2 separate regions of the Homo sapiens genome follow, and region 2 is linked to region 1. Evidence: read pairs that join two places in POLR2A ChIA-PET (ENCODE). Cell type or tissue: GM12878. All regions are shown on one strand. Links, peaks and the distances in the headings refer to the core of each region. The heading gives the core; the rest is flanking DNA. Region 1 has its middle 130 kb from the start of IGSF11-AS1. Region 2 holds the start of LOC124906273 (a long non-coding RNA gene).

Evidence for each region. ChIA-PET counts read pairs that join two places held together with the same protein. Peaks named below come from ENCODE experiments on the same cell type or tissue, not always from the same donor. Only the 100,000 strongest peaks of a DNase experiment are listed, where the experiment ranks them.
Region 2: POLR2A ChIA-PET joins it to region 1 with 5 read pairs; 1 of 35 experiments calls an interaction of 5 or more read pairs at or near these places.

What each region holds. Positions count from the first base shown.
Region 1 is chr3:118,811,202-118,816,584 of GRCh38, forward strand. No RefSeq gene overlaps it. Among named protein-coding and RNA genes, the nearest start is that of IGSF11-AS1, 130 kb to the right of the region's middle. RefSeq lists an enhancer at 2,489-2,548. In GM12878, for the core only: no CTCF peak of the experiment used is centred there; a DNase peak (open chromatin) is centred at 2,410; H3K27ac peaks cover 247 bases.
Region 2 is chr3:119,406,011-119,411,393 of GRCh38, forward strand. ARHGAP31 (Rho GTPase activating protein 31) reads left to right here. Exons shown (of 12, transcript NM_020754.4): 11 at 3,486-3,766. LOC124906273 (a long non-coding RNA gene) reads right to left here and starts at 3,517. Exons shown (of 2, transcript XR_007096027.1): 1 at 1-3,517. In GM12878, for the core only: no CTCF peak of the experiment used is centred there; a DNase peak (open chromatin) is centred at 2,690; H3K27ac peaks cover 792 bases.

The sequences.
Region 1 (5,383 bases), core at 99-5,098:
CTAGCCCGAGAATCAAATATTCAATGCATGATTTTGGAAATTGTTTAATAATAACTTGAAATAATTACTTTTATTTGGCTTTCTTTTTATACATGCAAGAAATTAAATGTTCTAGTAAGTCAAAGAAACACAGCTGAAAAATAGCAAAAGGCATGTTGGATAGAAATGACAGAAACCACAGTTATCCGATCTGGATCAAAAATATTAAACAAAGAAAAAATACTCATTATTCTGTCAGCTTTAAGACATTTTCAGCTTGTTCAAACTGGAACACGTCCCCCTGTGGTCTTGTAAAACTCAGTGAATTGGAGTAAAGCAATGTAAGCGGTAGCTTCATCTTCAAAGATGCCATGTAAAATATACATATTAACAAGCAGGGTTGGTTTTTTTTCCTTTTGTTCTTACCCCTTCTGTTTGTTTCTCTGCTCTGTTCCAAGTACTGGCATTTCTTAGTAGTGTAAATATCCACTAGAGTTTACATTTTCCTTCATCCACAATCATCTCCCAACCTTGAAGTTTTCACCACTGCCCTCTTGGGTTCCTCCAGCGGGGACTGAACTTCCAGAGCCAATAAATTTTTCGAACCTACATCTCTTTCCTCAAAGACAGTACCTGGTAAATAATGCCCAGGTTAAACTGCTTATATTTAAAAAAGCAAATAAGCCAAAAAGGCATGTTTGTGGGTGTGTGTCTTCATGATTCTCTCTGTAAATTTTTATTGAATAACTGATTAGACCACAAACAAGCAGAGTCGTAGATCTGAAACAAGGATCTAATGTATAAATTCAAGATTTTACATACACATTTCAAAACTGGAGAGTTACATACACATTTCAAAATTTGGGAGTTCCACTACACCATACTATTCCCATTTTGGTGGATTGCTGTAGATAAGATTCGGGATTCCATTCATCTCATCCTGACCACACACCATCCTTTGCAAAGGGTAGGTGGATGGAGTCAGGAAGCAGGACAAATGTGAAATAAGAGATAGAAGTCCTGGTGATGTCAGCTCTTTGAATTTTAGCTTCCCTTTTCCTTCCCACCTATGGCTATTGAGGTATGTCTCTCTAAAGGTAAAGTAGCCGTCAAGGGAGTGGTGACACTCAGTATTTCATCCTTTAGAGTACAAATTAGCAACCATTTTTGGAGACTCCAAAAATTATGAAAATCTGTATCTCCAGCATTTAGTACAGTGTCTGGTACATTGGAGACCCCCAAAATAATGCCTGTTTAAAATAAAAAGGAAACATGCTGAGAGGCCAGAGGGAGCAGACAACCAAGATGTTGGAACCTAGGAAATGGACAAACCCACCAGAGTGGGGCAGTGGACCAAGCTTTTAGAATTCGACAGCAGAAGTGTATGCAGGTGTTGTGAGCATCATAAGAGTTTGGCATGGGCCACCAGCAGTCAGACAGGGGTCAGGCCTGAAAAAGACTCACTGCAGCTAGAGGCTGCCTCATGGTGTCTGAGCACCCGGGATAAGACTCCAGGAACTAGGTAAGCACCCTGCTGTGTAGGCCAGGACTTGGAGTAAAGCTCTCATTGTACAGCTGCTGAAAGAAAAGATAGTGTTCCTTAAATCTCCCTGCCTTTCCTGGAAACATAATTGGCCCTTGAGACCAAAGTGGAGCTGAACCTAAAACAACCATATTAACAATAAATACTGATATGGTAGTCACTGTGCTGGGTACTATTAAATATATTCACCCTATGAGGTGGGCACTATTATTAATCACCTCCATTTTACAGATGAGGAAATGGAGGCACAGAGCCCTTCAGTGCTTGCCCAAGGTCATGCAGCTAATAAATGGCACAGCAGGAATGTGAACCTAGGCAGCCTGGTGCCAGAGCCCATGTTCTTCACACCACATCTGCTTCCTTGTAGGACCCCTGGCTGGGGGATGCTGATGGGGGTGGTCAGAAAGCCTTCTGTACTTTCTTTTTTGTGTGTGGAGACGGAGTCTGGCTCTGTCGCCTAGGCTGGAGTGCAGTGGCGCGATCTCGGCTCACTGCAAGCTCAGCCTCCCGGGTTCACGCCATTCTCCTGCCTCAGCCTCCCGAGTAGCTGGGACTACAGGTGCCCGCCACCACGCCCGGCTAATTTTTTGTATTTTTAGTAGAGACGGGGTTTCACCGTGGTCTCAATCTCCTGACCTCGTGATCCGCCTGCCTCGGCCTCCCAAAGTGCTGGGATTACAGGCGTGAGCCACCGCGCCCAGCCTGTACTTTCTAAGCAGTTTCAATGAATCCAATTGCCTATACGGAGAATTCCTTGATGAGAACCACACTTTCAGATGTGCAGAATTAGAAAGCAGTGGAGCACAGAACCAAAGACTCATACGCAGGACTGCACAACCCTATAAGAACAATTCAGCAGGGAAAAAGCCCCAAAGGACCTGAGGTTTGCTCATGCAGTGAATTTAAAATTTGCGCATTATGACTCAGATGTGAAGAAATGGAGCTTAATTCCCCATACTCTCGAGCCCCCATTTCCATTTGCCTGCCCCTATAAAGCCACCAATCAATCACTTGTGGTTTAAAACAGTCTCCTTCAGGTGGATGTTCAGGGCCGTCAGGGGTATCCCCTTTATTGTTCTCCCTCCCTTCCCCCAGAGGGTGGACTTAGCTATTGTCCTAACCCTGGGGAAAGGAGTTCTGGGTGAGGAGTCCTGCCCCACTTACTCCTGGGGAAAAGCTTCTTTAGCCTGTCAATATTTCAATTAAAATTAAATAAATGAAAAATCAGTTTCTCAGTCACACTGGCCACATTTTAAGTGCTTTATAGCCACGTGTGGCTAATGGCTACCAGAATTGAATAGTACAGACATAGAACAATTTGTGTCATCACAGAATATTCTATTGGACAACACTGTGTGTGTGTGTGTGTGTGTGTGTGTGTGTCTGGGTGTCTGGGTGTCTGGGTGTTATGTGTGTATTCTTGTCTATCTATAGTTTAGTTTCTTTTGAAAATAACAGACACACAATAAAACACATTTATAACAAGACGTTCAAAAGTCAAGTTAGAGATCCATGGTTTGCAGAACCAGGTTCTTCCAACTGGTCACAGTGGGATCTTTGAGCAAGCTACCTAGCCTCCCTGAGTCTGCTTCCTTGTCTTTAAAATAGAGAATAACACCAGTGCCACAAACCTCACAAGTGGTTGTAGGATCACACGAGATAATGCATCTAGAAGTACTTTCAAATTTTTTAGACAAAATTTAAATTTATCTAGTGCTATTCCTATTCTAATAAAGAATTACTATTGTATTTTAAAAGGAAAAAAGCTTGTAGCAGAACCCAGACTCATTATATCTCAGGTGCTAAAGGAATTTGCATCTGTATTTCAGAGCTACTCTGTTAGTATGATAAAATCACAAAGAACAGACATTGTATAAGAAGACTGAATATGGAATAACTCTTAAGTTTTTAAAAGGAAGAAAAAAATGGTTCTACTAAACTATAGAACAACACATTACTTATCAATTCTCAGAAAATTTAGTGCATACTTTATAAAAAATGATTTCAAAATATTCAAGACACAATGTATTTGTTAGACTTACTTAATAGGCTATTCATCTGCAGACCAAATAATTTAAAAAATAAAAAATAAAAATAAAGGCAAAAAAGAATTACTCACTAAGCTAAAAAACTTTAGGGAAATTGCAAACATAGTATGCCTTGATTTAAGCAAGATATTTAATACCCTCCAATATACCCTTATTGTTTGAATGGTGAGATGGGGACTGTATTAGTCCATTTTGCATTGTTATAAAGACCAAGACCTGAGACCAAGTAGTTTATAAATAAAAGAGGTTTATTTGGCTCATGGCTCTGCAGGCTATGCAAGCACAGCACCAGCATCTGCTTGGCTTCTGGTGAGGCCTCAGAAAACATTTGCTCACGGTGAAAGGTTAACAGGGAGCAGGCATGTCACACAGCAAGAGGGAACAGGAGAGAGAAGGGAAATGCCACACTTTTTAAACAATCAATTCTCACATAAACTAATTAAACGAGAACTCACTTATTACCAAGGGGATGGCACCAAGCCATTCATGAAGGATCCACCTCCATGACCCAGACTCCTCCTACCAGGCCCCACCTCCAATACTGAGGATCACATTTCAACATGAGATTTGGAGGAGACAAACGTCCAAGCTATATCAGAGACTAACGGCATGATTAGGTCTACTCATGTGTGTTTGAAAAATTACCCCAAGGTAGTATTAATTTTGTGTTCAAAGTTAGCTTGAAAGGGACTCTGGAGACTATTGTCCTTGGACTATTTATTTTGCATATTTTGACAAGAATGGATGCTCTCAAGGGAAGTCTTTGCATATGACAACAACATATAGCAATTCACTTAAGCTTCAGCAGAGCTGGCCTTTGAAGGGACACTCTCCAGATGGGTAGGGCAGGCATTCACCTCCATCTTGTTTAGCCTCACCTGTACATTCTCCTTGGGATGACTTTCCGTAATCCCCAAGTCCGCCATCACACCACACCCCAGCTCCCAGGATTACTTTTCTATGATGGCAATAAGACAAAGAACAGCTGGCAATGGGAAACAGACCACTGAGCAATGTAATGGAAGCCTACTACTGCTTTCCTCATAGTGGGAGACCACCAGTGTGGTAAGAGCACACAGACATACACACACACCCACAAATTAGTACCAGGACATTGTGTCCTGTTAAACTTACTACAACCATGCAAAGATCGATATTATTAACCCTACGTTAGAATTAAGGGAACTGATCATCAGAATGGTTAAGTAAATTGCTTAGGGCCACAGGGTCACCAGGCAGCACAACTGGGATTCCTGCCCTGGGTCTCCTAACTCCCAAGCTTCTAGTCTTTCCTCTACCGCACATCTGAACACAGCCGGGGACTGTCTTCACTCCCCACAATGCACCACTCTCTCTTTGTCCTTTCTCTGCCTTCCTCTTCTCTTTCTCTCATTCCCACTTTCTTTCCTTTTTTATTATCTGCTCTTTGAATTATTCCATGCCTCATACCTATTCAGGTTTAGGCAGGTTTTGTGCCACTAGATTTCTTAAGGAGAGGCTATGGGCTGATCCCTGCCTTAGAAAATAATGTTCATGTTCCTCCAAGAGCAAAACTGCTAGGTATCCCAAATACAGTTGGAAATGACCCAAATTTTAGTGTTTGTTCCATTTTCAACTCCATTGGGACAAACAATTGTCCTATATTTAAAACTGGAACTAGGGTGTGGAGGGTGTATATGTGTGTGTGAGTGAGAGAAAGAAAGAGAGAACATGCAAAAACCTCATTTCCTGATTTTATCATGGAAATTGCCAGGTCAATCATATTTTGTTCAATCAGCATTCACAAAGCATGACCTCTCTCACCCAACACACA
Region 2 (5,383 bases), core at 332-5,331, 600 kb after region 1:
TAGGTTTATGTCTTGAGGAATGGATTCAATTGGAATCACTGGGAGGACCAAAGCAGGGGAGAACAAGGCCTGTTAGGGGAGTGTGAGAAGAGAGGACATGTGGCTGGGCCACAGTGAGATGGGCTTTGCATGCCATAATGGAGGCAATAGGGAGCCATTGAGGGTTTTCAGCAAGGGAGTGAGTGATAGGTACAAACTCATGGTTAGCACGGGCCCTTCCTTCACACCTCAAACAGGAGTCCATATTAATGGTCATGGTCAATGGAAAGAAGCTCTACAAAAAGGGACACTGGCAAGTTCCTCCAACTACTAGATTTAGAAGAATGTTAAAAAATATATATTTAAAAATTATGGATGCATTTACCCTTTCACCCAAAAGTTTCACTCCTAAGAATTTATCCTAAATAAATGGTTGCATAAATACAAAATGATGTTTGCACGTCATGGCATTATTTGTAATAGCAAAGGACTGGAAACAACCCAAATGCCCCGCTTTAGGGGTCTGGTTGAATAACTAGGGTGCATCCACACAGTGAAGTTCTATAGAGTCCATAGCTTTGTGAGCCTTGCACCACATTCCCCCAAACTCCAGCGAATCTGTCGGGGACAGTTTCTGTGCACATGAAAGGCACCTATCTCAGATGTCTGCCTTGCGTTTCTGGTTTTCTGCCTCAGAGCATTTTATGAAGGGATTGGCTCACTCAGCCTTTGCGTGGGACAGCCCAGAAGCATGGAGAATTAACTGGGGTAGCTCTCAAGTAATACAAGCCAGGAATCAGTGGATAAATGACACACCTTCTCATTGTTTGGAGGGATTGTTGTAAGACACATTCTACATAGTGCTTCTTAGGGTTACCAGGGATTGAGTCCCAGTTGCTGAAAATGGGAATGAACTCAACAAAATACTCTTTATTGACTTTTCCTCCGTCCCTCTCACTTTCTCATTTCTTCTTCCTGGGACCACTTTCTAAATAAGCCACCTGCTACTAGGACCCTATTTCAGGATCTGCTTTGAAGGAAACCCAAATGAGGCCACATCATAAAGAATGATCATGCTGGGCGCGATGGCTCACATCTGTAATCCCAGCACTTTGGGAGGCCGGGGTAGGCAGATCACCTGAGGTCAGGGGTTTGAGACCAGCCTGGCAAACATGATGAAACCCCGTCTCTACTAAAAAATACAAAAATTAGACAGGTGCAGTGGCAGGCACCTGTAGTCCCAGCTACTAGGGAAGTTGAGGCAGGAGAATCACTTGAACCCAGGAGGCAGAGATTGCAGCAAGCTGAGATCGCACCACTGCACTCCAGCCTGGGCGACAGAGCAAGACTCCATCTCGAAAAAAAAAAAGAAAGAAAGAAAAAAAAAATAAAGAAAAAAAGAAAAAAAAATGACTGATCTCCCTCTCTACTAACATGGCATGGGCTTGGTTCAAGATATGTTAAGTGAGAAAATGTAAAGCAAACAACAATCTGTATCACATAGTGTATTTTGTGTACTAAGGATGGGAAACAAAAATATATGCAAGTATCTGTTTACATATGCAAAAATAAACTCTGGCAGAATAAACCAATAAGCTAATAAAAGTAGTTATCTATAAGAGACAGTGGGAGTGTGGAACAAACCAGAAGCAACAGGGATGAACACATGGTGGGTGACCAAGGAGAGGTTGGTCTGGGAAGCCTTGAAAGAGGTGTTGTTAGGTTTGTCTTGAAGAATGGGTTAGATTGCAACCAACCACAGGGAGGACCAGAGCAGAAGAGTGCAAGGCCTGGCAGGGGGACTGGTAGAGTAGCAGACATGTGGCTGGGCCAGCAAGAAGGGGCCTTTTTATATACAGTGGGCCCTCGACAGTCAAAGGTTCCACATCCATGGATTGAACCAATCACAGATCAAAATTCTCCAGAATAAAAAATTGCATCTGTACTAAACATGTACAGATTTTATTCTTGCCATTATTTCTTAAACAATACAGTATAACAGCTATTTGCATGGCATTTACAGTGTATTACATATTACAAGCAACCTAGAGATAAGCAACCTAGAGATAAGCAACCTAGAGATAATATTACATATTATATAAGCAACCTAGAAAACAAAAAGATGTGCATAGGTTATATGCAAATACTATGTATGCCATTTTATATCAGGGACTTGAGCACACATGGATTTTGGTATTGGGGGGAGGTCCTGGAACCAGTCGCCCCATGGATACCAAGGAATGACCTGTAGTTTTAACTTTTGAACTCTGTAAATATTTTACATATTCAAAGATAAAACTGAATTTCAGGAAATAAGCCTGCAAAGTGATGGGCAAAAGGAAATACCACTATTGTGAATTCTGAAGCATTTTAGTTCAGACATCAGAATGCTGTCACTAGATCTGAGTTGCTGGGCTGGCCTTGCGGTGAGACACCTCAGAGTGAAGACACCAGTGTAAACAATGGCAATGAGTGGTTTGGTCTTAACCAATCTTAACCAACAAACTTTTCTGAGCTTGTGCTGTGTGCCAGACACTGCTATATGCTTTGTCTCCATTGTCTACTTTATCCTCACATCAGCCCTGAAAAGCAAGTCTTATGATGCCTTTGTACCAAGATTACAAGATTCATTGAGAAATTAGCATTTGAACCCAGGTTTCTTTAATACCACTGTAAATGGTAATTTTTCTTAAGGGCCTGCTATGTGCCGAGCACAGTCCTGGGTACTCACTCAGTCTTTAATCCAGAGTGTGGAAACAGCTTTATGCAAAGAAATGGGGCTTTCCTTCATGCAAAGCAATAGAGGCCAAACTTGAGATCTGCCTGCTTCTTCCTGATCTCGTAGATGTTTAAGAACAGAACTTAATCACTTTGGATAGATCCAAATTGACAGGAGATAACCCCTGGGAAGAGTCACACAGGAAGCTGTTAATCATAATTATAAGAAGCAAGATGTGAATAATAGATTTTTGTAACCTTGGGCACCTAGATAGACTTCTCGAAGTCTGACTAGTTATTTGAGAAGTCAGAGACTGGGCTAGAGCACGGTGTCTCAACTTCAGCACTACTGACATTTTAGACTGGATAAGTCTTTGTTGTGGGGCAGGTTCTGTGCAGTGGAGGATATTTAGCAGCATCCATGGCTTCTAACCACTACATGCCAGTAGCATTCACCCCTCCCCAATGTTGTGGCAACCAAAAAAATGTCTCCAGACATTGCCAAATGTCCACTGGAAGAAGAAAACGGTAGGAGCAAGATGGTCCCTGGTTGAGAACCACCGGACTAGGTGATCTTTGAGGTCCCTTCCTTCTTTGACAATCTGTAACTCTGGGAACTCAGGCCAGGACATTGCTAGGATAAAAGAGTAAATGCAAGGGGCGGTGAGCTGAGGGAATTCCCTCCATCCTTCTGAAACAGGGCCAGGAGACAGGACAGTGACTGTGTTGGGAAGAGTCTCTCTTGAAATGAAGTCTCCTTTAACTGATAACTCTCATTTTCACTGCAGCTTCTGTACCTAAGAAGGCAGGTCTTGAGGATGCCAAGGCAGTACCTGAAGCACCGGGGACAGTGGAATGCAGCAAAGGCCTGTCCCAGGAGCCAGGCGCCCACCTGGAGGAGAAGAAAACCCCAGAAAGCTCCTTGAGCTCTCAACATTTAAATGAATTAGAGAAGAGGCCAAATCCGGAGAAGGTGGTGGAGGAGGGACGAGAGGCTGGTGAGATGGAGTCCAGCACCCTGCAGGAGAGCCCCAGGGCCAGAGCCGAAGCTGTGCTTCTCCATGAGATGGTAAAGTGCATTCTCCACCTGCTCCAGCCAGGTGGAGTTATTTTTTCCCAAGGGCTCTTGGTACAATTTAAAGTAAATTGAAAAAAAATTTTTTTTTGAAAAATCAGTTTCTGCCAAAGGGACTTTAAGAGACAAACTTGTAATGAAGGTCTGAGATTTGTTTTGCAGTGGACTTTTCAGAAGTCCTGCAGTGATGGGGAGGAAACATCCTGTTCAGATTCCCTAATACAGACTCAACTCTAAATATTCCTGACCTGAGGTCACCATAAGCCAGTAACATGTCTTTGGAATGTAATGACATTCAATCCCAGAAGCAGCACAAGACCTGCTTGTCATACCCCAGTCCCAAATATCATGATCAGTCACAGAGTCCAGCCTTCTTCTTCTGGACATCCTGGATGGGCAGTTGTCTACACTTATTTCCAAAACAATAAATATTTCCAGGATCCATTCTTTCCTTCCGTGGGCTCTGGAGAAGTTAAAATACAATGCTGGAGCTGACTAAACCTTGTCTACTTTTTAGAGGTGGAATTTTCCAAGAAGGTTTTTATGGGATGTCCTTCAATAGAAAGTGTGAGGAGGTTTTCCAGGGATACCCAAGGAGGAGTCCTGCATTTGAGAGGCAGCTCTGTGACCAGAGGAGGGCACCAGAAAGGAGGATGCCTTTGAACTTGCTTCCAGAGTCTTGATTTTCAGGACGTGCACAAAAGAACCATGTGCTGGGAGTTAGGGCAGAGTGGAGTGCCATGGAGGCCTCAGGATGGCTGAGCTAGGGTCTCTATAAGATATATTGGCATTTGTTGAAGGGGAAAGATGAAGAGATTCATATGGGGATTGATTGAATTATTACAGGGAGGACCCTGTAGGAATGAATGGCATTGCTTTGAGAAGCAGGTAAAGTTAGTGCTGGAAAGAGAACCGGGTGGATTCAAGGGAACAAGTAAAGGCATCAGTTCATTCATTCATTCAAAACATGTATTTAACATGAACTTTGTGCCAGGCACTGGCATCACTGTAGTGAACAAGGCTTTAACCATCCCTGCCTTCTTGGAGCTAACAGCCTAGTTGGGAAAAGATTGAACAAGTAATTCCTGGGGTGCTATGGAAGCATGGAGTGCATGGGAGCACATAGCAAGAGGACCCAACCTAGTCAGAGGGAGGAGGCATGCCACAAGGGTCGGGGAAAGCTTCTCTGTAGAGTGCATATTCAGGCAGATAACTTAGATGGAAGAAAGGGGCAGTGGGTGGACTAGGAAAGGAGAGACCTCCAGGCAGAAAGAATAAGATGTGCCATGAATCCAAGGTAGAAAAGAGCATTCCCATTCAAGGAATGGGAGCAAGGCTGGGATAGCTGGGCTGGAGAAAGTGAGACTCAGGGGGATGCAGGAGCCAGGACTTCTTGGAAGGGATTTGGGGTTTAACCTAAGGGCAATGGGAAAGCATATGAGGTGTTCAGAATTTTGTCTTTAATGGGTCATTCTATTCTGTGTGGAGAATGGCTTGAAGAAAGGAGGCACGAATGCATCAGGAGGGGAGTATGTGGTAAGCCAGGAGAGAAAAGCTGGAGGTGTAGACTAGTGTGGGGCCATGGGGATAGAAATGAAGGGCTACAATCAC